Regions from separate parts of the Homo sapiens genome. Here region 2 is linked to region 1. A link is an interaction called in ENCODE POLR2A ChIA-PET data of the cell type or tissue named here. Cell type or tissue: endothelial cell of umbilical vein. All regions are shown on one strand.

Region 1 (2,500 bases):
TGGGTTCAAGCGATTCTCTCACCTCAGTCTCCCGAGTAGCTGAGATTATAGGCACTCGCCATCATGCCCAGCTAATTTTTATTTTTGTAGAGACGGGGTTTCACCATGTTGGCCAGGCTGGTCTTGAACTCCTGACTTCAGGTGATTCACCTACCTTGGCCTCCCAAAGTGCTGGGATTACAGGCATGAGACAGCGTACCCGGCCTATTTTTATTTTTTTTGAGACAGACTCTTGCTCTGTCACCCAGGCTCAGTACAGTGGCGTGATCTCGGCTCACTGCAACCTCAGCCTCCCAGGTTCAAGCAATTCTCCTGCCTCAGCCTCCTGAGTAACTGGGATTATAGGTACATACCACCATGCCTAATTTTTGTATTTTTAGTAGAGACAGGGTTTCACTATGTTGGCCAAGCTGGTCTCAAACTGCTGACCTCAAGTGATCTGCCTGCCTCGGCCTCCCAAAGTGCTGGAATTACAGGTATGAACCACCATGCTCAGCCAGTTCATTCCTTTAAAAACGGCCAGAAAGCTCTCTAAGAGACTTGATATGAAATTTCTTACACTTCACCCCAGCCAACCCCCAGGAAACAGCAGCTCTCTGCTGCAAATACCAAGGCGCCAAGAGCAGCCTCTCAGGCAACCCAGAGCAAAAACCAAGTGCTTTTCCAAACCAAGGGCAGGCAACTGATTTGTTAATTTCCCACTGTGAAATTCATCAGAAAACCTCTCACTAATAAAACTCCACACAACACCTGAACTAACTCTCTTTATCACGGCAGAGTCCTTAACTGCCTACCTTGTTCCTGTTGTTAAGTCCGGTTCCCCAAAGATAAGTAAAACCAACTTGCCCGATCCATGGCCATGCATCTGTTCTCAGACATAAGAGGGATTACAGCATCAAATCACTTATGAGAAAAAAACATTCATAACAACTCCCACAGAGGAAAATATGGCAGAACCGGAAACAAATTCATCTTCATTAGTGCTTCTTACCCAGATTTCTAAGGACTGGGAAGCATCCCAGTGGTGGTTACTGGAGGTGACCAGCCATGAACAAAGCGCCTGGCACTTGAATGGCAGCCAGCACAGTGAAATAAAACGGACGATAGCCATTAATCATCCAACTGTGCAGAAAAAGTTAGCATTCTATCTAGAGCTGTGTTTTACTGATGTTTGGTAGTTTTTTTCTTTTGTACTATGACTCACAATTTCATAAAAACACTTCCCTTACATAGAGGTGATGCAATCCTTTTTCTTTTTTTTGTTTTTAATTTTTGTAGAAATGGGGTCTTGCTATGTTACCCAGGCTGGTCTCAAACTCCTGGCCTCAAGCGATCCACCAGCCTCGGCCTCTCAAGGTACAGGGATTACAGGCATGAGCCACCACACCTGGATGATTCTTTACATTGTTATGTGCAACCCACAAAACTGATTATTTGATCTACTCAAGGATCTTACTGTGTAGTCTGAAAACCACTTCACTAAAAAATGCTTGGGTGTCATCAGCAACCAGTGCCTTCCCTTCAAAAGATGACTCATTTCTTTCTTTTTTTTTTTTTGTTTTTGAGATGGAGTCTCACTCTGTCACCCAGGCTGGGGTTAGTGGCACCATCTCAGCTCACTGCAACCTCCGTCTCCGGGGTTCAAGTGATTCTCCTGCTTCAGCCTCCCAAGTAGCTAGAATTACAGGCGCCCACCACCACACCCAACTAATTTTTATATTTTTACTAGAGATGGGGTTTCACCATGTTGGCCAGACTGGTCTTGAACTCCTGACCTCAGGTGATCCGCCTGCCTTGGCCTCCTAAAGTGCTGGGATTACAGGCGTGAACCAGCATGTCCAGCCTGATTCATTTCTTCATACTAATAATGTGAGACTATCCCTTCAATTAGGTGCCATGGTTTTCTTTATATCCTCCAAATTTAAAGCTACCATATGGAAGTGGGAAATGTGAGGCCAATTTAGTTTCATTCTTCTGAATCAATGTCACTCAGCTTCAGTAACACGTAGGATCACTGGCTAGTTTTGATCTGAGACTTTTAGGTAGAATACATGTAAACTGACAGTTCAAGGAGGTCTCTAAAACCTAAGGCATTCCTTCAGGCAGGTGTAAAATACTTAGAATTCACTTAGAAAGTAAACACTTAATTAAAAAATACTGTATGAAAATAAGTGAAGGCAAGTTTCCTTCAGACTTGGGACAGACCACACTACCCTACACAGGACATTTGTGACGTGGGTGTTGGGCGAGGTATGTGGCAATACTGAGGGGCATGCTACTGTCCATCTGGCAAGATGAGGAGACAAGGGTTGACATGGAAAAACAAAATTCTGCCCTGGGGCAGATGAAAAGTACTGCATGAGGCAGCTAGAGTTCAGAAGGGGAAGGGCTGGCTCCAGCTGGGTCCACCTGGCCTTTGATGAAAGGACAAGCAGGACCACCCTGGCAGACCACACCCTGCTTGCGCAGCAGGTCCAGGAAGACTGTGGTCGCTTCCCTG
Region 2 (2,500 bases), 72 kb after region 1:
TCAAAATCCCAATAGTGTTTTTCACAGAATTAGAAAAAAAAAATCCTAAAATTCCTATGAAACCACAAGGGATCTGGAATAGACAAAACAATCTTGAGGAAGAAAAAAGCTGGAGGCATCACATTCCCTGGTTTCAAAATATATTTTAGATAAACAATTATTAAAATAGCATGGTATTAGCATAGTGACATAAATATAGTATAATGGAACAGAATAGAGAGCCTGTAAATAAACCCACCCTTATAGGATCAACTGATTCTCAACAAGGATGCCAAAAATACACAATGGGGAAATAATAGTCTCTTCAATAAATGATACTATAAAAACTGGATATCCTCATGCAAAAGAATGAAACTGAACCCTTAACTTATATCATACACAAATATTAACTCAACGTGGATTAAATAACTAAGCATTAGACCTGAAACTGTAAAACTTCTAGAAGAAAACATAGGGAAAATCTTCATGACATTGGTCTTGGCAATAATTTCTGAGGTATGACACCAAAAGCACAGGCAACAAAGGCAACATTAAATAAGTGAACTACATGTAACTAAAAAGCCTCTATGCAGCAAAGGAATCAACAACAACACAGTGAAAAGTCAACCTATGGAATAGGAGAAAATATTTGCAAACCATGTATTTGATAAGGGGTTAATATAAAAAATATTTAAGAAACATCTTCAACACAATAACAAAAAAACAAATAACCTAATTTTCAAATGGCCAGAAAAACATGAATAGACATTTCTCCGAAGAAGACATACAAATGGCCAACAGGTGCATAAAAAGATGCTCAACATCACTAATCATCAGGGAAATGAAAACCAAAATTACAGTAAGATATCACCTGGCAGCTGTTAGAATGGCTATTTTATTATTTATTTATTTATTTATTTATTTATTTATTTATTTATGTTAATTTTTGAGACAGGGTCTCACTCTGTTGCCCAGGCTAGAGTGCAGTAGTGCAGTCTTGGCTCACTGCAGCCTCAACCACACCCAGCTAATTTCTTTTGTTTTGTATAGACCAGGGTCTTACTATGTTGCCAGGGCTGATCTTGAACTCCTGATCTCAAGCTATCCTCTTCCTTTGGCCTCGCAAAATGATGGGATTACAGGCTTGAGCCTTAGCACTTGGCTAAAAATGTCTATTTTTTAAAAGATAAAAAGATAAGTATTAGCAAGGATGTGGAGAAATTGGAACTGTTCCACACTCTTGGTGGGAATGTAAAATAGTGTAGCCACTATGGAAAATCATGTGGAGTTTCTCAAAAAATTAAAAATAGAACCACCATATAACTCAGCAGTTCCACTTTTGGATATTTATCCTAAAGAGTTAAAATTAGGATCTTGAAGAAATATTTGCTCTCTTACATTATGGCAGCTCTATTCACAAAAGCCAAGATGGAGAAAGAGCCGGGCATGGTGGCCAGTGCCTGTCATCCCAGCTACTCGGGAGGCTGAGACCAGAGAATTGCTTGAACCCAGTAGGACGAGAACAGCCTTGGCAATATAGCAAGACCCCTCTCTCAAAAATAAAACAAACAACAAAACAAACAACAACAACAAAAAGATGTGGAAACAACCTGATGTCCATCAATGAATGGATGGATAAATAAAGTATGATCCACACATACAATGCAATATCACTCAGCCTTTAAAAAGAAGGAAATCCTGCAATGTATGACAATATGGATGAAGCTTGAGGACATGAAGCTAAGAGAAACAAGCTGGTCACAGAAGGATAAATGTGGCATGATTCTACAACATGAGGGATCTAAAATGGTCAAACTTGTAGAAGTGGAGGGTAGAGGGGTGGGCACGGTGGCTCACGCCTGTAATCCCAGCACTTTGGGAGCCGGAGGCAGGCGGATTGCCTGAGGTCAGGAGTTCAAGACCAGCCTGGCCAACATGGTGAAACCCTGTCTCTACTAAAAATATAAAAATTAGCCAGGCCCGGTGGCGGGTGTCTGTAATCCCAGCTACTTGGGAGGCTGAGGCAGGAGAATCGCTTGAACCCAGGAGGCGGAGGTTGCAGTGAGGTGAGATTGTGCCACTGCACTCCAGCCTGGGTGACAGAGCAAGACTTCATCTCAAAAAAAAAAAAAGCAGTGGAGAGTAGAATGGTGGTTGCCAGGAGCTGCAGGAGGAGGAGATGTGGAGTTGCCCTTCAAAGGGTATAAAGTTTCAGTTATGCAGGATGACTGAGTTCTAGAGATCTGCTGTACAACATTGTGCCCGTGGTTAACAATACTGTATTGCATGCTTGAAAATCTGCTAAGAGTACAGCTCATGTTAAATGTTCTTACTATAGTAAATAAAAGTTAATCAGAGGGTGTCAATCAGCAAGCACCTTTAATTTAAAATGCATTTAATAAAGTTAACAGGACTTTCTTTCTTTCTTTCTCTCTCTCTCTTCTTTTCTTTTCTTTTGTTGGAATCTCACTCTGTCACCCAGGCTGAAGTGCAGCGGCGCGATCTCCACTCACTGCAACCT

The links. ChIA-PET counts read pairs that join two places held together with the same protein. Peaks named below come from ENCODE experiments on the same cell type or tissue, not always from the same donor. Only the 100,000 strongest peaks of a DNase experiment are listed, where the experiment ranks them.
Region 2: POLR2A ChIA-PET joins it to region 1 with 5 read pairs; 4 of 35 experiments call an interaction of 5 or more read pairs at or near these places.

The regions. Positions count from the first base shown.
Region 1 is chr13:21,016,082-21,018,581 of GRCh38, forward strand. All of the region lies in intron 2 of LATS2 (large tumor suppressor kinase 2), which reads right to left. Among named protein-coding and RNA genes, the nearest start is that of LATS2, 44 kb to the right of the region's middle. RefSeq lists an enhancer at 1,483-1,622. In endothelial cell of umbilical vein, no CTCF peak of the experiment used is centred here; DNase peaks (open chromatin) are centred at 1,090 and 1,450; H3K27ac peaks cover 1,844 bases.
Region 2 is chr13:21,087,840-21,090,339 of GRCh38, forward strand. No RefSeq gene overlaps it. Among named protein-coding and RNA genes, the nearest start is that of LATS2, 28 kb to the left of the region's middle. In endothelial cell of umbilical vein, no CTCF peak of the experiment used is centred here; no DNase peak of the experiment used is centred here.